Regions from separate parts of the Mus musculus genome. Here all the other regions are linked to region 3. A link is a loop called in an ENCODE intact Hi-C map of the cell type or tissue named here. Cell type or tissue: left cerebral cortex. All regions are shown on one strand. Region 1 holds the start of Ahsa2 (AHA1, activator of heat shock protein ATPase 2). Region 2 holds the start of Gm12059 (a long non-coding RNA gene). Region 3 holds the start of Usp34 (ubiquitin specific peptidase 34).

Region 1 (8,000 bases), 190 kb after region 3:
CATATATTGCTGATACTTATTAACAAAGGCCTTTCTTTACCACAGTCATCTAAAATGCAAATTTTCCACCAGTTCTTTCTAAATAGCTAGGTTGTACTTGATTACTACTAATAGCTTATGGTCCTTACCTCTTGTCAGAACTCTGCTTCCCCTCTCACAAAGCTTACTCTCACTGTCTTCACAGAAAGAGTGCTGGCCTCAAGCCTGTGTGCCAATACCTGGACACTCAACCGAGCAAGCTTTTAAGGATAAGTTGCAGAAAAGTGCTGTTGGCCACTCTACCCAGCTGTCACCTCTAATTTGGGAAAATGACAATAGCTTTTCATAATCACTTCCATACAGTATAGGGACTGTCTAGGTGCTATCAATACCTTTCATCCATACATTCATTCACTCGGCAAAGATTTATTAAGCACCTACTATGTGTCAGGCATTGTGCTAGATGCTGGAGATACAGCAGTGAACAAGACAGACACCTTCCATGCCCTCATGGAGCTTATAGTCTAGCAGGGAAGACAGACATTAAACAAGTAATTACACAAAAACTGTTCCATTCCAAGGATTGGGGTGTATAGGGTTTTTTGTTTTGAACAAAGTCTTACTATGTAACCCAGACTAGCAACAGTCTTCCTACCCCAGCTTCTCAAGTGCTGGGACTATAAGAGTGCCACCATGCCCAGCTTACTGACGGTTGGCAAACTGGTCCATGTGATCACTTATTATTGTCTTACCCACAACTAGCTTTTAACACCCGGACTACAACTTGTTCTGCAGTTAAAGATGTTTCAGGAGGCTGACTTGGGAAATCCAGCCCTGTGTAGAGCGTAACTTGGGTAAATAGCAAGGGACCCTGTGGTTCACAAGGGCTGCCGCCTTTACCCGTCTTGAGTGCCTTCAGGTACTCTCCAAGGGCCTCCCTGACCTTGGCGGTGCCTGTCGTTCTCATGAGATCCTTCAGTATTTCCCCATCTCCTTTCTTTTTACTCACGTTCACCTACAAATCAGAAAAATAAAAACCTAAGAAAAAACTGGTTAAATGTATTCTTAAAACACTGGATCCTATTGGTAACTGGATGGCAGAGGGAGAGAGTGGTTCAGAGACGTAGGCTGCTTCACAGTTGCAGAGGATCTAAGATCTTAAAACGTTTTGAGGATGGAATATAAAATGAACCATTTCATTTACCTTTGAAGTTGTGTGTATAAGCACAGGAGTTAAATAGCTTGTGGCTTTATCTAGAGATGGTCTGGTATGGCAGCCAGTATCCACCTGTGGCTAAGCATTTATGAGGTATATGATCTGAACTATGCTGTACACACAGAAGACTCCAAAGACTAAATACCAAGAAAAAGTAAAGTACCTCATCAATAACTTGTGAACTGCATGCTAAACTCATATTTACTCTCCCCTGGATTAAAAGTTTTTAATTACTTACCTGGTTTTTAATGTGGATACTAGAGAATTTTAAATTGCAGTATGTGGGTGGCATTTATACTGAATAATGCTGGTCTACAAACCTGAAGCTTCTAACCAAGAAGTTCCCGCATAACCTGGACTTGAATTATATACTCTCGGTAGAGAGGTAAATCATTTGGGAGAGGAAAAATGGATGAGAGCAACAGAAATGAAGAGACAGGGATGTATCAAGTGGTTTGCTATCCTTTTTTTCTCTCGGTTTTTCGAGACAGGGTTTCTCTGTGTAGCCCTAGCTGTCCTGGAACTCACTCTGTAGACCAGGCTGTCCTCGAACTCAGAAATCCGCCTGCCTCTGTCTCCTTGAGTGCTGGGATTAAAGGCGTGCGCCACCACGCCCGGCTGGTGCTAGTCTCAAACTATTGCAGGTCCCAGTAATTCTGCGCTGAACTGCGCCTAAGTCTGGCATCTGCTCTGCTAGATTCTACTGCAGCATACTTTAGATCTGTTTAATATGCCACCAGAAAGCTGCACTTCTCATGAGCGCTGTGGGGAACAGCAGCACCAGAGTACAACAAGCTAAGTCTGAAGGTATGAGACATGACCTCAGTGACCTTCAGTAAAGGCAAGACCTCAGAAATGCTGCTTGCTCTATGTTAGACTTTGGCTAGACTGTCTAGATTTGGGATTACAGGTGCTGTACAATGGTCCTGAATCCCAGAGGCAATTCGAAGAGGCAAGACAGGCATAAAGAAGTGATGAGATGAATCCAAAAAGGACACCTAAAGGCTGAGAACTGTCCCCATTAAGGGGAAACAAACAGTCTAATTCAGTAAGCCATGCACATGGCTCAAGCACTTCCCAGCACATGCCTTGTCACATTTAACCTGAAAGCATCGATGAACTAACTGCACAGGTAAGAGCTAGGCTGCCTGCTGTCACTCCCCTGCCCAGGTACTATACTTGGTCCTGGGAGTCTGAAGTTTCCTAGGACTTCCTCCTTTTCCACACCTCTGCTCCATCTCTCAGACACCCACAGTGTATAACACAGTGGCAGACAACCCCCATAATTCACAACTTCCACAGGACCAATCTAATGAGCAGTTTGCAAATGTCCAACACCTATAGCTGAAGCTTAACCAGAGAACAGGAGAGCACCAGCAGATACCTCAGTGTCATTGATTTCGTTTTCTTCAGAAAGGCTGGGTATTTCAATAAGTCCCTTGTGTTTTGCACCAGATTCTTTAACTGTACCTAAAATAAGCAAAGTGGATCCAATTAATAACTGGTTTATGCAAAAGACCTCTGCTTGAATGAATAGCCCATATGTGGCCTCACTCCCCTTTCAGGGTTATGACCACATCAGAGACCAACCAAGACAGGGACCAGCCAACATGGTACACAACACACCTATCCCCTTTCAGTATACTCATCTAGGGCCAGGGGGAGTATTTAAAATAGTTTTGATTAAAATGCGTACGGGGCACACCGGCAGGACCATGCAACTGGAACAATATTCAGATGCATCCACATTGAGATACTCTGGCATCATCTAAAGCAGCTCACTGCTACAAAATAAGGTGAGGCTCCAGAAGTGCTACTCTGGCTAAATTCAATGAAGGGAATGGTTGTAGGAGACAGGTGTGCTAAAATGCAAAGGTCAGCTCTGGATCTCCATTCACCTCTGCAACTTGAGATGTCAAGGAGTGAAACAAGCTGATGGGGTCATTAGGACCAGCAGCAACCACAGAGAAAGTGAGGGCAATGCAAGAGTCAGGCGTGATGCTGCTTACACGCACGTGCATTAACCTAGAGCCCTCTGCACACTAGGCAAGCATTCAGATGCTGAGCTACATCCCAAGCTCTTAGCTTTCTTGTGAAATGGGATCTTTTTATTGTGGCCCAAGCTAGTCTTAACTTGCAGGGAACTTAGTAGGACTGCTTTGATGTTTGACACCTCCCTGACTCAGAGGCCAAGGAAGGCTCAGTGAGCTTCATCTTAACAAACTACACAGAAAGTAGCCAACTCTAGGCAGACACCCGAGTTCTTAACACAATACGGTCGGTCTTCCATACCCACATCTCTCCTTGTTCTCTCCCTTTCCCTATGATTGACCTTTGGTCATGTCAACAAGTATTGAACCATAAGCTAAGTACCACGTGTCTTGGTAAAGTCAAGACAACTATGAACAAAAAGGTCCATCAACAGGTAAAGAGATAAAATGTGCTCTGTCCACACAATGCACATAAAAACAGCATAAAGTACTAAAACATGGTACAAGGTGGAATGAAAGCAGAGAGTTTTATGTATGACAGGATTCTATCTATATGGATTGTCCAAAGAACCCAATCTTAGGATAAAGTCCCCAAGGGAGGGCTGACAAGATGGCTCAATGGATAAGGAACTTACTGCTGGGGCCTAGTGACTTGAATTAAATTCCTGTGTCCTTGCACCTCACATGCCCACCATGGCACACATGCCCACACACATAATAGAATTAAGACAACAAAGATAAGCTAGCAAGAGGCAAAAGCACTTGCTACCAACCAACTCTGCCTTCTACACGTGCTACGACACCCAAGTATGTGCGCACACACACAGAAATAATTTTTTAAGTTTTGAAATAATTAAACATTTTTAAGGGAAGCAGGCATCTGTGGAGGAAGGGTGGCAGGTGGCAGCTGCATTAAGGCCCTAGTCACAGATGCTGGTAAAAGGGCTTAACTGAGAAAGAACTGCCCCTCAGGCATCTAGAGTAGTGAAGTGCAGCTTTCAGAACATAGCAACACCAAGCACATCCGAACATCAGCTACTGCTACTAAACGTTAAGACTGTACACAGGGTGTCCCCAACCTGCCTCTTGCCAGGACCCCCATTACCTTTCCAGGCCAGCTTGATGTTCCACTCATAGAAGAAAATAAGCTTCCCTTTGCGGCTGTTACATGAAGCCTCACCTTCCACCTGTTTCAACTCACTGATCTCACATCGGCCAGCCTCATTCTCCATAGCAATGCCAACCAGGAGCTCTCGGAGCTTCCCCTTGGACCAAATGGTGGCATCCCGCTCTGTCCTGCCAGAGAATAGAAAGACAGGTGAATGGCCCAGCTGGTCTCCATCTGAGCAGCCAGGATGCCATCCAAACCCAGACCAGGTGAGTCCTGGTATTCAAGCAGCCTCCAACTCGCAAATGTGCTTCTCTGACGAGGTTTCTACTAGGTATCTTCTAAGCCTGTTGCTCAGTTTCTTAAGACACTATTATTCACCATATAATAATGGGTAATCTTAAAAACAATGGCCCCGGGGAAAAGGGTCCAGCAATCTCCACCCCAGGAAATGGATTGGCTAAGCTGCGGCCACCTGTAACGGTGGTAGTCATTTAAATAGCCTTAACCACAATATCAGTTATCTGGCATTTCCATATTTATCTTATGCATTCTCTCTAATGTTCTCATCTAAGGGGACAAAGAGCAGCCTGAGACGTCAGTGTCCTAATCATAGAATCCAGCCTAGAACATAATTCTTTCAGGACAGCTAAGTCATCTTATGGTGCAGTCTGGGCTCTGCTTCCCTCAGCTTTCCCCAATGCCCGCCAAAGAGGCAGACATCTCCCGGTATTCCTGAGACACAAAGGGGGGCAGATAACTAGTGCAAACTGAGACAAAGCAAAGAAAGTGAGATCCAAGTCCCTGCCTTCCTACTGCACACGGACACAGCACCGTCGGCGCACGCACGCGCACTACGCATCTCAAGGCCGAGGATGGCTGGGTGAGGGGCGACCGAGGCACAGCTGTCCGGTAGGGTGAGACAGAAGTCCCTTCTGGAGCTCGCCCAACTTCAGGAGGAGCCTGAAGCCGTAGGACCAGCGCAGTTAGGAACCGTCTCCCGCCACGGGCAGCCGTGCTGCGGCGCCGCGCGGCCCTCCCAGGAGCCCGCCCGCCTGCTCGCGCCCGGGGCCCACCGCACCAGTGCCAGTTGTTCACGTTGGTCCCGTCCTCCCGCTCCTCCACGATCCAGCGCGGGTCCCCCTGGCCCCACTTGGCCATGGCGGCGCTGACGACGACGGCCCTGGTAGCGGGAGCGCGCGGGTTTCCGGCCAGAAGGTCTGTGAGCCGATCGCCCGCAGCTCCCAGAAAGTGCCAGAAGTCCCCGCCCCGGGCCGCCCCGGCCACAGCCTGCCCCGCCCCCCGCTGTCCGCTCCCCGCAGCCAGCTCCACCCCACATCGACTCTGCCCCAAGCCCGGTTACGCCCCCAATATGCCACACCTCTGGGCGCCGCCCTCTGCAGGCTTCTCCCCCACCCCACCCCCGACTTCGCCCCGCCTCTCTGCCCTAAGACCCCGCCCTATGCCTCCTGGCGCTGTCTTCTGCTAGGCTCCTCCCCGACTTCGCCCCGCCCCCCGGTCCTAAGGCTCCGCCCTGGCCCTAGCCCTCCGCTTTGTAACCCCTGGTTCGCCTTGTTCTTGCCGCTGGCTCCTGCTGCCCAGCGAGGCTTCTGGCCAGGGCTTTCTACGAACGACCGAGACTCCGCCCAGGGCTCGTACCAGAGCGGGTTGTCCATTTTCTGAGGCCCTTGGGATGGGAGCTGCGCAGGTCCCTAAGCAGAGGCCCGCGAGGGTTTACTGAAAGAATGCTTTTTTTTTTTCCATGCAGTGATCCTCTAGAGACAAAAGATCGTGCTTGCAAGTGCCTGGGATTGTGGATACAGTTACAATAAGGGTTTATTAATTCTTTCCATCGTTTTTCACCTTCTAGCAAAAACTGAAGCCACCATCTGGAAAGTGTTTCTTAGGAGATTATTTTAACAAATAAAATAGGTAGTTCAATGGGAGATGGGGAAGGACCTGGCTGCTCTGTGCACTTGCCATTCAGTGGTCTGCTTATCAGCAAAACAAGCTGAAAGGGCTATGGTGTTTATTGGAGCTATTGCATTTCGATGTGTTCTTCGAGAAGTTACATCATTCAAACTGCTGAAGCAATGCTGTGACCCCCCCCCCCAAATCAAACGGCATTGTTAGTTCAACTGATCATACCAAAGGCACAGCTGACAGAAGGCAAGACTCTAGCGATGATTGGCGTGTACTTTGTGTGCCTACTTTTCATCCAGTTCTTCTGTTTGCTCCTGATAAAACATTTCATGATAAGATTTAGATATGTTCATTTGAACCTGACAGAAAATAAGACTTCTGAGGGTAGAAGCTGCTACAATCACTAAAATGTATAAATACCAAAATATACAAGAACTACTCCCAGTAGAAATAAATTTACTGGAATGTAACTCGATTGTGAGTCTAGGAGACCAATGGACCCTGAAGCACTCTTCAGATCTGCGATTTAAAAATGACCTCCAATAAGACATTGCAAAAATGGGAAAGAAACAATGGAAAAAGTAAAAGAGTGGGGAAGGTGGCCCCGAAAGAAACTGTCCTAGAAAAAGTACTGGGTCAATAGCTAGTGAACAAAACCATGGTGTTCCCACACCCCCTGGGGGGGGCATTTATAGACCATAACAATAATTGAGACATTTAAGCAATTTCAGATGTCCAAAGTTAATTGAAGCTTTCTTTAATTTTCAAGAAATGATAAAACAATGGAAAAAGAAAATCCTTGCCTGGCAGTGAGTCTGAAGACAGCTGATCAAAGGGGAAGAAGTCCAGCCACAGATGGAAGAGAGATGACCTGGACAGTGGGCTGCAGTGGGAAGGAAGCCATGATTTCAGGACATGAAAAGTGGAGTCACACGAGGCTCACTGGGTGCTGGTGGGAGGCAGAGGGGTGTACCCTTAAACTGTAATTGTTTGGTGTAAACAGACTGAATTTGTGTCCTTCTCCAAAACATGGGCTTGATAATTGTGCTTTTAGTTTTTTTTTTTTTTTGGTTTTTCAAGACAGGGTTTCTCTGTGTAGTCCTGGCTGACCTGGAACTCACTCTGTAGACCAAGCCGGCCTCAAACTCAGAAATCTGCCTGCCTCTGCCTCCTGAGTGCTGGGATTAAAGGCGTGCGCCACCACGCCAGGCGCTTTTAGATTCTTTGTTTCGTCTATTATTGTGAGTTTGTTCACACTCATCCACAGTCCACAGTTGAGGTGTGGAGGACAGAGGACAGCGTCCCAGAGTCAGTTCTCTGCTTCCATCATGTGGACCCCAGGAATAAGACGGCTTCTACGTACATCGTGTATATAATCTTTATCATGTGTGAAAAATCACTACATTCTAGTGAAAAAGCAAGTTTGATATGTGAAGAAGTCAGTCATATGATGCAGACTCAGGCAAGACGCCTGAGGGGACACGTGATGTTTGGAGAGAGTATAGGACTCAATGGACAGGGTGCTTCATTGGTCTTGAGTCTTTGTCAGGGTCCAGCCTCAACACAGGATCGGAGTTCTCTACTGGAAGATTCATAGTGAATAGACACAGACTACTCTATTCACTCTGAGTACAAGCTGGCAGGCAACTTTTCAAGGCTTAAAGGTTTTCTTCTCTCTCATTCCCTGCTCTCTCTCTCTCTCCCACTCGCTCGCAGCTTGAGGCGGCACACACTCTGCATTCAATTGTGTATTCTGCTTTTCTTCTGTGTGCTTTTCTTTTCT
Region 2 (8,000 bases), 240 kb before region 3:
AGGCCAGGCATGAACACATGGAGAGACCAGGAAGGTAAAGGGGAAGGGAAGAGCCCAAGAGGGCAAGAGAGCAAAGAGGGGGCAAGCAGCCCCTTTTATAGTGGGTCAGGCCTACCTGGCTGTTGCCAGGTTACCGTGGGGAGGAGCATACCCAGCTGTTGCTAGGTAACTGTGGGTTGGAGCTTAGACTGAATGCTAATAGTCAGCCGGGTGTGGTGGCCACACACCTTTAATCCCAGCACTTGGGAGGCAGAGGAGGGTGGATTTCTGAGTTCGAGGCCAGCATGGTCTACAAAGTGAATTCCAGGACAGCCAGGGCTACACAGAGAAACCCTGACTCAAAAAAAAAAAAAAAAAAAAAAAAAAAAGGAATACTAATAGTCATGCTATGCAGAATGATGCATAATTTACAACTTATGAATCACTTATTTCTGGAACTTTCAAATTAACACTTCAGAGTGCTGGTGAGTGTGGGAAATGAAGCCACAGACAGTGAAGTGTAGATGAGAGCGACTATTGCAGCCTAGAGAACATCTCCTCCTTCCAGAAAAGGGCAGAGTCACTCTGGAAGCAATTTAGAGATCTTTAGGCTGCTGCTGCTTCTATGAGGGACAAGGAGGCTTTCCTCTGGTTTCTAGAAGGCAGGGCCTACAGAGAGAGGTGAGGCCTATGTAGAGGCCTGCATAAACTGATTATGTAGGCAGTTTACTACTTTGAAGACAGTAAGAATGGATGAATTCGGGAGCCAGGCCATTTTGTTAGAATAGTAAAAATGTCACCTTGAGGTATGAAATCAGAGGCCCTTTTATAGAGAGGCTCTTCTCTAGCTGAGGTTACTGAGTGCTGCTAAGAACAGTCAATAGGAGAAAGTCAGTACTCACCAGTCAGTATAGACTTTCCTTTGATCAGGTTTTGTTTAAAAACCCAGGCCCTCTCATTTAACTTCCCCACCAAATACATACCTTCTTTCTCACAGAACTGGGGTGACTTGAACCAGTTCTAGCCAGACTGTACAGACTTCTAATCAGCTCCCTGATCTTCTCTCAGTCCCCTCCCACTGAGGTGGTAGCTCCACTCTGTGAGCCTTTCTGCAGTTGCTTTACCCCCACTTCCCTCTGAAGTCCTGGGAAATCAACATGTGGCCTTGCACATGGAGATTTTATTTTGATATAGGATCTAAGTTGCCCAACTGGTCTTGAGTTTGTCATCCCTTTGCCTCAACCCCCAGGACAGTTTGGGAACACAGGCCAATACCACCATACCTCAATGCTTTACTCTGACAGCCCTCTTCCGCTCCACTTAGATCCTGTCTTTTTTTTTTTTCCAGTAAGACTGCATTAACACTGTTGTCTTCGGGCTTGATAGCTTTTGTATTTCCTCAATTTAAACAGTGTTCACAGAAAACAAACCTATTTAAGTGTTCTTGCGTTGAACCAAAATCCCCTTTGAGGTGTGTTTGTTTTTTAAATTGAGAATTTGAGCTGGTGAGATGGCTCAGCAAGTGTTTGCCACCAAGCTTCACAAAATGGCCAGAGTCCAATCTCCAGAATACACATGGTGGAAGGACAGAACCAACTTCTGAAAGCTGTCCTCTGATGTACACACAAATATATGTGCATAAACACGAATGTTACACAACTATTTTAAAAATCAATGATATAACTATAGACTATTTAATGTGAAAAAAATGTTCATAATATATTTTCCCCCAAAATCTTTGGTTTTCCTGATTGAAATGAAAAAATATATTTTAGGGCTTTGTTTTGTTTTTTGCAAAAAGTAACAAACATATGGTCATTTGATGGTAATCCAACTCATAAGCAAGTAATCCCCTCAGAATCCTGACCTCCAAACAGGCTGGCTTCTGCTTCTCTATCAAATGTACTGTTTACTGACTCCATAATCATTACCATGAGGGAGAACACATGTTAGCACTACGATATTAACAGGCATTAACTCTGGGCAGAGGAATTCATGGCTTCTCTTTTTCCAGTGTGTTCTCATGTTTCTGTGTGTATGCAGGGGTGGGTGACAGAGGACAAATTTCAGGAGATGCTGCTCTCATTCCACCATGTGGAACCTGGAGCCTGAACTGAGGTAGTCAGGCTCACTGCCATGCCCTCTTCCCACCAGCAACCTCACACACCACTTTCTAACATTTCTAACTAAACACACTAGTTTAATTTTCGAACAATTTTAGGAAAAAACTCATAATCGAAAAAAATAACTGTGTGTGTGAGAGCACATGCCTGTAACTGCCCTGGAACTAGTCTCACAGCGGTTGTGAGCTGCCCTTCATGGATGCTGGGCATCAAAGTGGCTCTCTGTAAGAGCAAGAAATACTCCTAACCACTGAATCATCTTCCCACCCACAAAAAAATCCTCATAATTAGAAATTTAAGGTCTCATACTTAAAATACACATTAGTTAGTCCAACTTGATTTTGCGAATTTTCATTTAAAAAACCCTCAAGATGTAGTTAAAGGTCCTGATGTTTACAAGTAAAACCTCTTAAAATTCTGTTCTTGCTAATGGGTAAATATCATTTAAGTATAATGTTTCTATCAGTTACATAATTTATGTTAAGCCAGGCAAGGATATATGCCATAATTAATAAACGGGCATCCTTCTGATTTTTTTCCTTTGCCCATTATTTAACTGGTTGGTTTGAAAATGTCTGACTTGGTAGTCCTATGTGGCTTCCAGGCCTTCCAAAGTTTTTCGCCCCCCAAACTTCATGATTCTTGTCTGCTCTGTGAAATTATATATAGTTTTATGTCAAACTTACCACTCAATCCCTATGGAGTTTTTTAGTCAAGACAATGCATTTACATTGCTTTACTTCAATTTTTTTCTGCTAGGGACTAAACACTGAGCCTGTAAACATGACTATAGACAACTGTCACTTAGCTGACTCTCCTGAGCTGCAGACTACACCTTACATTCTACATTCACAGTCCATGTTCCCAAACTTCAGCCAGGCGTGGCGGCACAAGGCGGGAATTCTGCTCTGAGAAGCCGAGAAAACTAAGCTCCAGGCCAACCTGGGTTACAGAGTAAACCCAGTTTCTAAAACAAATCTCCTATCAGCTCTTCTACTCAAATGTCCTGCTAATGCCTCAAAACCAAAATCCATTCGTTTCAACACACATCATTCCAAATTGGTTATCAACCTTCATCCCAAACAGGTTTGTTCTATTTGGTTTTCCAATAGAGTGATTGGCCGAGGTGTCTCCATACTCAGCGTCTGGGTCTGGAGGATGGCCGTTTTGTCCCGATGCTCCTCACTCTTCCTCAAGGGCTAGCCTGAGCCTTCTTTCTGCAGAACCTGGCCTCGTCTCCCTCCACCTCCCATCCTAGGGCTCTGAGGAAAGCCTCGCTTGCCCCTGGGTCCTACCAACCAGGAGCACGAACGCGCCTTGCGAACTCGCGTCAGCACTGCCCTAGACCTTCAGTCAGGGTACAGATCACCTCGCCCACTAGCGCTGAGCGCACCGGGCTGGACCGCCTCTGCACACGCGCACAGCGGCAGGGCCGCTCTAGGCACGCAGCGCGGTCCTGTCTCGTTGGTACCGGCGCTGACGGCGCCCGCCCTGTACGCTGGAGCGGGAGGCTGTCCTGCGTGCTGTTCCCACGCTCTTCTCCACACCTCCGCAATAAAGGCGCGGGCGGCGCGCACTCCAGCGGGAAGAGGGATCGCACTTCCTCAGAAGGCTAGAGGTCCCTCCCTCAGCCGTCACGGCTCCCCCCCATCCCCCGTGGCCCTTAATCCCCTGGTGCGGGGGCTTGTTTCTAAGGCGCTGAGCCCTTCACCTTTCCGGAGCCCGGCATGGTGCTGGCAACGCCTCTCTCATCGCCTCGTTTTAAAAATAATGCGTTAAAAAAATTCAGTTTGCTATGCGAACAGCATTCCAACAGTACACAATTATATCCGAAATAGTTAAGCAATAAAAGAAAAAAAAAATGACGGGCGTTGTTGAGGCAGGAGGATTACTGCGAATTCTACTCCACCTTGGGCTACATACCGAGATTGTGTCAAAAACCACGGAGTGGGGGAAATTAAGTGAAGTAATCGTCTACGTTGGGAACCAAAGGTATAGTCAAGGTCAGCTTGAGACATGCCTGGGCTACCTAAGGTGGCTCTGCCCACCAGAGTGGGACACAAAACCCACAAGGATGAGGGTATTGTCATACTGCTATGTAAATGTAGAGTTTTCAAATATGCACAAAGGGGTTTTTGGTACCTGTTTTTCCAGGTCTTAGATACATTTTAAGTGGTCGTATGGCTATTCTAGTTGTTTAAAGAACCCATAGTTACTGGGCTTTTAAGGTATTTACAATTTTTCATTTCTACAAGCAGTGATAGATTGCTAGATCAAAGGGAATGCCCATTTGTAAGATTCTGAACCTTAACAGAGGCTTCCTAGAAGTGTTCTTATTAAAATGCATTTTCCCAGTAAGTATTAGAATGCTGCGTGACAGCATGAATCATTCTGTTACTAGTCAGCCTTTTGTCAGACTCTTGTATGAATTTGCATTTTGTTACCTAGGTATAAAACTGAATACTTTCCATATACTTACTGGTTCTTTATGAATTCCTTGCTTATAAGTTGTTTTCTTTATATTCGAGGTATTAACATTTTTAAAACTTACAGTGCTTTTGTATATTAGCAATATTAACTTTTATTTAAAGATTGCAAAAATCGTTTGGCTATTAAAGCCAGTAAGGTTTAGTTTGTGAAAGGTTTTAACTTTGTGGTAGGCATACCTAATCAAGCTTCCGTCCCTCTCCAACTCCCTGCTTACCTGATTGCATTTCCGTATACACTTGCAGGGTTTTTATTGTACATGTGCACATATGTCGTTTACTTCATTTGAAGTTTACTTAAAAGGAGTAGTCTTGCACGCGCTCGACTGGCCAGGAAGAACTGGTGCTGCTTTTATAGGCCTAGGAGGGGCGTGTCTCACACCCGGATTGGTTATGCACTAAGCCTCATTTGCATGTTCCTCATCTGATTGGCTACTCTCTCTCAGTACCTTACAGAACCTCATTATCATACCTCATTTGCATGTCTCACATCTGATTGGTTATACTCTCCGTACCTTACAGAACCTCATTATCATGCCTGGGCCAGGCAGTGTCTTTGCAAAAAACTTTACTGCATATGTACACATTGGTTGTTTGTCCAATCTTATGCGTGGTGGCCAGCAGTAGTCAGTGCCACTCTGCAACGGCACATGTGGCTTCCCACAGAGTAGGAGTTTTCAAAAAGCTTCTCTTTTTTTTTTTTTCTTCCAAGACAGGGTTTCTCTGTGTAGCCCTGGCTGTCCTGGAACTCACTTTGTAGACCAGGCTGGCCTCAAACTCAGAAATCCACTTGCCTCTGCCTCCCGAGTGCTGGGATTAAAGGCGTGCGCCACCATGCCGGGCCATAAAAAGCTTTTTTAAAAAAGGGCTGGTGAGATGGCTTGGCTGGTAAAGGCCCTTGCTTTGAAGCCTCGGGTCCTGAGTTGGATCCTTAGAACCCACATAGTGGAAGGAGAGAACCAACTCTGACAAGTTGTGATATGCATCTCTTTCCACATAGTAAAATAATGTAATAAAATGTAAAAGGGAAAAGAGGGGCTGGAGATGTAGTTCAGTGATAAAGTATGTTGCCTAGAATCTTCCAGATCCTAGATACGATGCTCAGTTATGGCAGAGGCAGGCAGATCTCTTGAGTTTGAGGCCAGCCTGATCTACAGAGTGAGTTCCAGAACAGCCAGGGATACACAGAGATACACAGAGAAACCCTGTCTCAGAGAGAGAGAGAGAGAGAGACAGACAGACAGACAGACAGACAGAAAAGAAAATGCTGCTTTTACAAAACCCTAACTTTCCAAATGTGCCTTTCCGTTTATTCCATTGATTTGCTACTGAACAGTAATACTGTTTCAGTGAATCTTTAAAAAATTGTTTTATTCTGAATTTGTATATATTATTGTGTGAGTGTATGTGCAAGTGTGTGTGTGCATGCACGTGCATGAGAGAATATGTTTAAGTGTGTGTATGTTTGTATGTGTGTGTATGTATGTATGTGTGTCAGTGTGTATGTATGCGCATGTGTGTATGCATATATGTGTGTCAGTGTGCATGTGCATGTGTATGTATATATGTATGTGTGTCATTAGTATGTGTGCGCACATGTGTGTGTATTAGAGGAAAGTGTCATGGAACTGCTTCATTCCTCCACCTTTACATGGGATCCAGGAATTGAACTCGGGTTGTCAGATTTTGTACTAAGTGCTTTTATCTGCTGAACCATTTTCTTGGCCATCAAATTTTAAAAATATATTTATTATTATTTGTGTGTGGATGATGAGAAGGCACGTGTGCCATGAGATGCATGTGGAAGTCAGGGGACAACTCTGTGGACTTGCCTCTCCCCTTTTACTTTTCGTGTGTGGGACACTCGGTGTGAGCATCCCTGCAAATGCTATGGCAGGCAGAGCAGTAACGGGAGTGACGTCCGTGTGAGGCAAGAAAGACATCTGCTTCAGCTCCACTCAGTAGCTGCTGTCCGTTCACACCTCTAAAGTCTGATCTTGGGCAGTTTATTCTAGGCACATTTAAGTACAGTACAGCTTTGGAAAAAGTTTCCTGGTAACAGTTAACCAAATCCCATGTGCATGTTAAAGCTCAAGGCATGACTACATTGAAACCCTTTTGTAAAGTCCATATGACATCTTCCATGAAGATGGGGTCTATTGACTGGGAAACAGTGCTCAAACTAGAGGTCTCTGGAGTAAGAGTCTGGGATGAACATAATAGTCAGTGGGATTCAGGTGTGGCCTGGCCCCACAGGTCACACAGATCACCAAGCTATTTACTACTTCCATTCCTAGCCTTCTGGGCAGAACAGGTTATATATCTCTTCTCTTGAATAGATAACCCTTCGAGTTTAACATTCCTACCTTTCCTAGTGCTTTATCTGTGAGCACAAGGACCCCATTTCCTCTACAACTTAGGTCAATAGGCTTGTGGGTCAAGTGCTTTTTTCTGGTTGAACAATCTCACTGGCTCTGTTTAATGCACCTTTAGTTTTTAAAGTTTCAGTAGTGCGAATCCCTGATAACAGTCTTTAATTATTATTATTATTTATATATTTATTTTTATTTATTTATTTATTTATTGTTTTTTTTTTTTTTGAGACAGGGTTTCTCTGTGTAGCCCTGGCTGTCCTGGAACTCACTTTGTAGACCAGGCTAGCCTCGAACTCAGAAATCCGCCTGCCTCTGCCTCCCAAGTGCTGGGATTAAAGGCGTGCGCCATCACGACCGGTTGATAACAGTCTTAAGAACTAGATAGGTGTAATGGTGCATGCCTTTAAGCACTTGGGAAGCAAGTTCAAGACCAGCCAGAGCTACCTAGTGAGACCCAAGACTTACGATTTTGGTTGGAATTTGTATTAGTTTTCTTATTGTTTGTGATGACTAGGCAACTTTGGGGAAGAAAGCTTATTTCAGATTATACTTGAGGAATACAGTCTGCCATGCAGGTAAGAGGATGAGGGGACGGCAGGAGGCGTGTGAGGCAGCTGATCACATGTGTCTGCGGGAGAAGCAGAGAGATCAGTTCTGGTGTTCAACTTACTTTTTATTCAGTCTGGGCCTCCTTTGATGCAATGGTGCCCCCATATTTCAGGTAGATTTCCTTCAGTTAACTCAATCTAGAGAATTCCTCACTGACTGACTTACCTAGAGGCTTGTCTCCTAGGTTATTCCAAATTCTTGCAAGTTGACAGCTAGTATTAACCTTCGCAACTTCAACCCTAGTCATTTTGACAGCCACACATCATTTTTATGTCATAGGACTTTTCAACCCCTTGTGGCTCTGGCTCATGGCCATCTCCTAATGCTAAAGACATTCAGTCCCACTTTGCATTCCACAAGGTGGAACCCTTCATGGCTGCCCTCAGGACACCCTTCCTGCTCCAGGTTCCTTCCTTCCTTCCTTCCTT
Region 3 (8,000 bases):
TGAGCCTAGGATCCGTGCTCTCGCTGTGAATGACATAGAAGCTACACTTACAGTGTTATTAATAACTGCAGACCCACAGTTGAGAAAGAACAAAAGGTTTCTGCAACAACTCTTTCATCCACCCTAGGCTACTCCCTCAAAGACTTGATAGAAAGCCATCAAGAACTTAAAATTGTGACAGCATTATGAGGTGTAGCCCTCCACAGTTGATGGTTTCCGGTGGGGGTGCAGGTGGAGATCGGGGTCTGCCCATTAAGAGTTTGACCATGCGCTGGGCAGTGGTGGCACACACCTTTAATCCCAGCACTTGGGAGGCAGAGGCAGGTGGATTTCTAAGTTCGAGGCCAGCCTGGTCTACAGAGTGCGTTCTAGGACAACCAGGGCTATACAGAGAAACCCTGTCTCGAAAAACAAACAACAAAACAAAAAACGAGTTTGACCATGCTCAAGCAAACAAGTGTATGGATAACACAAACTGGGCTTTTTTAAAAATTAAAAATAGTTTAAAAAATGTAGTACACCAGACTTGGACTATGGGCTGTCCTTTAGCAGTCCCTTATCTATATCTGGGAGTGGGGCCTGCCCTAGCATGTTGTCTCCTACCAGGGTTCACATGAAAGAAAAAATTACCTCTGCTAATAGCTCCTCAGCTAAAGTGTGTTCACTTGCTCTTCTGTTCTGACTTTGGCTGGCTGGAAATGTCACAATCCTTGGGACCTCACATGCACAACTGCCCGGTATGTCTGGAAATCAGTCTTGATGTTATCCTTCTGGCTCTTAGAATCTTTCTGTCCCCTCTTCCATAAAGACCCCTGAGCACCAGCGTAAGGAGTGTGTGTGATATGTACTTACCAGTTAGGGTGGAGCAGCTCACAGTCTCTCTCTCTCTCTCTTTTTTTTCTTCCGAGACAGGGTTTCTCTGTGTAGCCCTGGCTGTCCTGGAACTCACTCTGTAGACCAGGCTGGTCTCGAACTCAGAACTCCACCTGCCTCTGCCTCCCAAGTGCTGGGATTAAAGGCATGCGCCATCACTGCCTGGCCAAGACAGTCTCTCTTGTTCTCTTCACATTTAGTAATTGAGCCTCTGTGTTAGTTGCCATCTACTGCAAGGAAACTTCTCTGATGAGGGTTGAAATGCTCTGATCGATGTGTATAGCTTTAAGTCATTAAGGCATTGTCTTAATATTACGTCTATTTAGTAGAATAATAGTATTGTGTTTTTACCACACGTTCTTGGCCCTTTAACAGTGCGAGGTATGCGTTCCATCTCATGAAACAGGCCTCACATCAGAAGGTGGTTTATGTCATAAGACATACTTGGTCAGGCTAGTTGTAGTTTGCAGGGTTCACAGCTGGGTGAAATTTGAAGATGACCTTTTTTTGTTTTTGTTTTTTTGAGCCAGGGTTTCTCTGTATAACCCTGGCTGTCCTGGAACTCACTCTGTATACCAGGCTGGCCTCAAACTCAGAAATCCACCTGCCTCTGCCTCCAGAGTGCTGGGTTAAAGGTGTGTGCCACCACTGTCCAGCTGACCCTTTTCTTCTTTCAATGTTCACAACACTTTCCAGGACCATGAGAGTAGAGATGCAGCTCCCAAGTGAGTTCTAGCTTGATGTTTTCCATGTTCTTTTTCTTTTATTGTTGATTCTTGAGACAGGGTTTCTGTGTTGGGTTGCCAGTCCTAGAATTATCTCTGTAGACCAGGCTGGTCTTGAACTTACAGAGATCCACCTGCCTCTGTCCCTGCCTCAGGTGCTGGAATTAAAGGTATATATCGCCAATGTGGACTTTTCCATGACTCCAGTATGTGGTATCTTCACAAATAGAAATAAGTTCTGGAGCGTGGCTAAGAGTACTGGCAATAGCCTATGGTGCTTTTAGGGACTTCTGTGACTCCACAGTTTTCATTTGCTAGCATGTGGTGTCTGGTGGGGTATCCCTTCCCCCATTATAGGAAAATTATGTGTGTGTGTGCAAGTGCTCCCAGAGATCAGAGGTGTTATATTACTTTAGAGCTTGAGTTACAGGTGGTTGTGAGATGCCAGTAGTGGGTGCTGGGAATTGAACTTGGGTCTTTTGGAAGAGCAGCTCTTAAGAGCTCAGCCATGGGGCTGGTGAGATGGCTCAGTAGGTAAGAGCACCCGACTGCTTTTCTGATGGTGGCATTCTGAAGGTCCGGAGTTCAAATCCCAGCAACCACATGGTGGCTCACAACCATCTGTAATGAGATCTGACTCCATCTTCTGGAGTGTCTGAAGACAGCTACACTTACATATAATAAATAAATAAATCTAAAAAAATAAAAAAAAAGAGCTCAGCCATTCTCCAAACTTAAAACCTCATTTCATACATGTATTTAATTTAGGAAGCTTCTATAGTAGTAGGTTTCCATGTGGCCTTTGCCTTTTCTTTCTTTTCTCTCTGTCTTTCTCTCTCTCTCTCTCTCTCTCTCTCTTTCTTTCTTTCTTTCTTTCTTTTTTTCAAGACAGGGTTTCTCTGTGTAGCCCTGGCTGTCCTGGAACTCACAGTCCTGTAGACAAGGCTGGCCTCGAACTCAGAAATCCACCTGCCTCTGCTTTCCAAGTGCTGGGATTAAAGGCGTGCGCCACCATGCCAGTTTATCTCCCTCTTTTAAAGTCTCTTTCCCATCGCTTCTTACTAAACCCCTGAATTGTATGGATATTTCCAATGGAACAGATATGTCTGAATATTCAAAGCTAACATTCAGAAATGAGAGAAAATATACAATAGCAGTCTTTTGTAACATGTTAAAATTGTACACCTTTCAAGTTCACTGTCCATTAATGTGCTGGAAACTGACCAGGTCCTCTGTGAGAGCACTATGTACTTTGAACTACTTGATCCCAGTGTCCAGATCATTCATTGTTTTCTTTTTTTCCTTTTGGAGACAGGGTCTCTTACTGAATGTAAAGCCATTTTAGACAGTTGTCTCATCAACCACTGAACTTGAGGGATTTTCCTGCCTTGTTCCCTTTCCTCATCTCCCCAGGTTAGAGTTACAGGCATCTACTGTCACACTTAACATTTCCAAGGGTACTGGGGTTCCAAAGAGAGCTCACCATGCTTGTGCAGCAAGCATTTTGCTCCACGAGCCCTCTCCCCAGTCCTCTCCTCTGAGACAGTGTCATTATTTGCAGCCCCTTCATTTACAGGTTTTAATCACTAGGGCCCCTACACTCTATAATCTAAATGTTCACTATTTGTATTTACTAATCAAAGTTATTGAGCCCTGATGTAGATAATGGAATAACCATTCTTTCTACCAATAATTTTCCAGATTCTCAGATCATTTGTGTGTCTATGTATGTGTATTTTTGGGAATTGAACTGAGATAATATACATGTCAAGCAAGCTACCTAATTCTGAACTATATCCCAGCTTATTTCTTTTTGAGACACGGTTGTTTAAAGCAGTTTCAATGGCCTGGAACTCAGCATGTAAACCAGGAGGGTCAGATGTGTGACAATCCTGCTTCTGCTTCCCAAATACTGCAAGTATAGACTTTTACTACTATAGCGTGTATGCATTTATTTGTGTCACATAAGCATGTGCTACCAGACTGGTCAGAAAGTTTTATTTTTTTCACATAAGCAGTCTAAGGTTAGACACTTGGTCAAACAAAGCAGAAGAGACACAGATTTACTTATTTATTTATTTCCAAGATAGGATTTCCTCATGTAGCCGGGTTGTTCTGGAACTCATTCTCTAGACCAGGCTGTCCTTGAGCTTAGAAATCTGTCTACCTCTGGCTCCTGAGTGCTAGGATTAAAGTGTGTACCACCTCTGCCTAGTTAGTGGCCCAGATTTTATTACCCTGTATATCAATTTTAAGGTTAGCTTTTATCCTATTTGTAACTTCAATGTTCAGGGGTTTGTGGGTAAAGTATAGCTGTATATAGTGACACCTGCTTGTAATTCCAGTCCCTAGAAGGCAGAAGCATGAGGAATTTGAATTCTATGTCAGCATGGGCTAACAAAGCAAAAGTGCATCTCAAAAAAGTACTACACCAATACTAAAAAAAAGCCTTTATATTTTCAATTAATTTCCATATTTAAATTATGTTTCAGGCATAGAACAACCCTAGAAATACCAGGTTACCAAGACTTAGTTTAAAACAACTTAAAAATATTTCTTAGATAGTGGGTCTTTTTCAAATCAAGGTTCATTGATGGCATTTCAAAAAACCTGGGATGTACTGGGAGAAAAAAAAAAAGATTGTTAAGAGGGCTGACAAAGGTTAGCCTGAAGGTGATGTCTGCTGAGTCAATAATCATTGATAGGAAGACTCTAAGTGGGGAGAGGATGGGAGAAGGATGAAGGGAAAACAGCTACACAACTCACAAAGCTCATAGGAAATAACAGGAATAGGTTGGAGTGAAACTTTATAGCGCCGTGCAAAAACAGCATGAAGTTAGAAGCAGTTCTAGTGCACAGAAAAAGTGTGACACACCTTGACAAGACATCGTAGAAGATTAATACCGGGGCCCTCATTAACATGTGCTCAAGTTTTGGTTTGGGGTCATGCACATGACCTTTCAGACTTTGTTGTCATATCCCTGTGGAAGTATCTTAGAAACAGAAATTAGTGAAGGTAAAAACTAACACTAAGTTGTCCTGTAAAAATTGTTTAAAAAATTACTCTTTTTTTTTTTGCCTTAATGTATGTATGTATGTATGTATGTATGTATGTATGTGTGTGTGTGTGCTAGGAGTGTGGACGGTGACCGCAGAAGTCTGAAGAGGGATTCGAATGCCCTGGAACAGGATATAGATGGTTATGAGCACCATGTGGGTGCTGGGAATTGAATCTGGATCCTCCGCAAGAGTTTCAAGTGCTCTTATTGCTGAGCCATCTTTCTGAGCTTCTAGTTCTTTTTTTTTTTTTTTTTTTTTTTTAAGATTTATTTATTTATTATATATGTAAGTACACTGTAGCTGTCTTCAGACGCACCAGAAGAGGGCATCAGATCTCATTACGGGTGGTTGTGAGCCACCATGTGGTTGCTGGGATTTGAACTTCGGACCTTCGAAAGAGCAGTCGGGTGCTCTTACCCACTGAGCCATCTCACCAGCCCGAGCTTCTAGTTCTTAATGCAATACCAAACTTAAGTTGGGTGTCCCTTTCACTTGTTTTCCACTCCTGGCTCCATTTCTTTTGGCACTGGGCAAATGGGGTTATAAAAGTCGCTCAGGCTGCCTTCGAACTCGGAGCAACCCTCCTGCCTGCATTTAGGAAGTACTGTCGTAAACCATCACGCCAGGCTTCGTTCCTCACGGTACTAGCTCTCGCTGTCTCTCTCTGATGAAAAAGCCTAATAGAGCGTTTCCGATGAAGAATGAATGGGTAGACACACACGTTGTAAGACCTCGTGCGTAAAAACGAGGTGTCACGGTTTCTCAACCGCGCCATTTCTAGTCCTGTCAAGGTGTTTCACTGCTGAGGATCCATGAGCCTCACAGAACCGCACGGCTGAGATAAACAGGGATTCAGGTTAAGACGCGCCCTGGGCTGTTCCATTCTCCCGAAGCCAGGTGGGGAGCGAGCCGCGGCGTTGCCAGCATCTGCTGACCCGCGGCCGTCTCCACCCTCAAAGTACCCGAAGGACAGGCAAACTTCACCGCTTCCCCTCGGGGGTGCGGGAGATCAGGAGGCGCCGCGCCGCGGCAGGGGACGGGGCGGGCCATCCGTCGCGGCTCCGGCCGAGTCTCCCGGAGCGCGGAGCCCGTAGGGGCGGGAGAGGCCGCGTACCCGCGACCCGCCCGCAGCCTCCGCCATCTTCCACTCACCCGCCTCCCCCCGCGGCGGCGGGCGGCGCGCTCCCCTTCCGGCCGCTGACAGAGATCCGGCTGGGCGGGGAGGGCGAGCGCGCACAGGGGGTGGACCGAGGGCGGGGAGGCCGGACGGAAGAGGAAAGGGAGGGCGGCCAGCGGCTCCGGCAGGGCGTGCGGCGTGTGTGCGGAGAGAGGCGGAGGGCGGGGGCAGCGAGGAGGGCGGAGGAATGAGTGCGCGAGGCGCCTCTCTTCGGCTCCTTCGCCTGGGCGGAAAGAGCCGAGCGCAGCCCGAGCGCTCCATTAAAATGGCGGCGGCGGCGGCGGTGGCCGCGGCGTCTGGTCGGTGGTGAAGTGACTCTGCTGCTTCTCTCCCCACCCACCCCTCCCTCTCCCCTCCCCCGTCCTTCCCCCTTCCCCCGCCGCCGGCGCCTAGGCGCCCCTGAGGCCTGCGCTCCCCTCGCCCCCCTCCTCGCCCCCGCCCGCTCCCGCTCCCGGGCCCGCCGGCCCCCTCCCCCACCCGCGGCTCCCCGCCCCGTCCTCGCCGCCGCCGCCCGCCCTCGTCGCTTCCCCGCCCCGCCGGCAGGCCGGCCCCCTCCCCTGCCTCCGTCCCCTCCCCCCCGCCGGTCGGGATCAGTCAGCGCGATCCTAAGCGGGGGAGGGGGGGGCGGCGGCCGAACGATGTGCGAGAACTGCGCAGACCTGGTGGAGGTGTTAAATGAAAGTAAGTCGCCGGGTAGGGGACCCGTCGGGGTGCACGGTTTGGGGGTCCCTGGGCTGTGCTCTCCCGCCTTGCCTGCCTTCCCGGCCTGCGGGCTGCGGCGACCGGGCCGGCCCGGCGTACGGGCCTGTGTGCCCGGGAAGGTGCGTGGTGGCGGCGGCCGTCGCGGCGCCTCGGGCCCAGGCCGCCGGGTTACCTGGGCGCCCGAGAGGCCGCGGCGCAGCCCCGGCCGGGTCCGGCTTGGGCGGTCTCGGAAAGTTTCCTCATTACAGGTGTCAATTAATGAAGGCACTAATGAGCCCTTCCGCCCCTTTCCCCCTTCGAGGAAGGTGTGGGGAGGTGGGGTCGGAGGACTAGGCTTTGCTCTGCAGTCCGAGCCTCAGGGCCGCCCTCTTTGATTTCCAGCGTGCTGGGGAGGCCTCGCTTACCTGCTAATTTTCGTTAAAGTCCGTGGGAGAAGGGTGGTGATTTTTCCATCCCTTGAGGGTGTGTGGGTGTATTCAATCCATCTGCCAGCCCTTAAATAGCAGAAATTGAACTGCAATAGTGATGATTGGAACCGTCTTACCTTAATTAAAAATAAAGGTGATAGTATTTCTTTAGTACCATTCGTCGTTTAAGTAGTAAAGTCTATTATAAGGAGATCTCTACCAACGACAACCACCCCGAGTTAGTCATGGTCTGTCTCTGAAAATGAGAGGCCTTACTCCTTATTCTTTATTATTGTATTACATATTTTATTTTTGGCCTTGCAAGATTGCATTTCTGCTTAAGAAACAGGGAATATTGCACGTCAGCCACTTGTGGGCCCAGAGGTGGTTTAGATGAAAAGATAATTTACACAAACTTGATTTGTGACAAATATTCATTTGAGGTATTGGAATTTATATTCAGTGTGATATTTTGACAGATTTCGAAACTACTTATTCCTTTTAATTCATTCATTTAAAAAGTCTATTTGTAGATTGTAATTCCCTTTTGGTTGCTTAATTTTTACTTTATTATGTGCTTGAGTTTCACTTTAATGGCTAAAAGGTTTATAATTTATTTTCAGCTATGTATTTAGTTCCTGACAGATTAAAGTAGGTGTTTTGTATATATTCAAACTACATTTTCCCATATCTGTGTCATCCTACATTTTCCTAGTATTTTATAAGGTTATTCCTATTTTGACATAAATTTCATTCTTGGTAGAAGTGATATGGTAAACATAGTTCCTTAGTACTTATTTCAGTAAAACATTTTGTATCTTAGAAATACATTGATGATTGTGACTCTCTGTTCTCCAACTTGAAAGTACTTAATTGTTTAGTATACTTTAGGAAAAATAGTTTGGGAGAAGTGATTTAAAGATTCTGTAGGTATGTGTGTGTCTGTTTACAGATATATTCCTGTGAGTGCAGCTGCCCAAGTAAGCATCAGGTCCCCTGGAGCTGGAGTTGCAGCAGATGTGAGCTGCCCCAGATGTGAGCTGCCCCATGTAGGTG

Evidence for each region. Hi-C counts contacts between places; a loop is a spot of excess contacts. Peaks named below come from ENCODE experiments on the same cell type or tissue, not always from the same donor. Only the 100,000 strongest peaks of a DNase experiment are listed, where the experiment ranks them.
Region 1: a loop joins it to region 3, with 10 times the contacts of the local background. A loop is called at or near these places in 3 of 42 quality-filtered maps.
Region 2: a loop joins it to region 3, with 11 times the contacts of the local background. A loop is called at or near these places in 2 of 42 quality-filtered maps.

Annotation. Positions count from the first base shown.
Region 1 is chr11:23,492,400-23,500,399 of GRCm38, forward strand. It overlaps Ahsa2 (AHA1, activator of heat shock protein ATPase 2), which reads right to left and starts at 5,640. Exons shown (of 9, transcript NM_172391.4): 1 at 5,376-5,640; 2 at 4,292-4,482; 3 at 2,580-2,665; 4 at 880-994. The coding sequence starts at 5,455. 1700030C12Rik (RIKEN cDNA 1700030C12 gene) reads left to right here and starts at 5,362. Exons shown (of 3, transcript NR_166706.1): 1 at 5,362-5,512; 2 at 6,063-6,186; 3 at 6,987-7,264. In left cerebral cortex, no CTCF peak of the experiment used is centred here; DNase peaks (open chromatin) are centred at 4,386, 4,648, 4,676, 5,157 and 1 more place; H3K4me3 peaks cover 2,424 bases; H3K27ac peaks cover 1,422 bases.
Region 2 is chr11:23,064,313-23,072,312 of GRCm38, forward strand. It overlaps Gm12059 (a long non-coding RNA gene), which reads left to right and starts at 752. Exons shown (of 2, transcript XR_872307.2): 1 at 752-4,105. In left cerebral cortex, no CTCF peak of the experiment used is centred here; DNase peaks (open chromatin) are centred at 539, 3,561, 4,054, 4,414 and 2 more places; H3K4me3 peaks cover 1,728 bases; H3K27ac peaks cover 1,351 bases.
Region 3 is chr11:23,300,501-23,308,500 of GRCm38, forward strand. Usp34 (ubiquitin specific peptidase 34) reads left to right here and starts at 6,395. Exons shown (of 80, transcript NM_001190401.2): 1 at 6,395-6,516. The coding sequence starts at 6,474. In left cerebral cortex, CTCF peaks have their summits at 4,957 (motif pointing right) and 5,802; DNase peaks (open chromatin) are centred at 4,817, 5,555, 5,951, 6,470 and 1 more place; H3K4me3 peaks cover 2,609 bases; H3K27ac peaks cover 2,340 bases.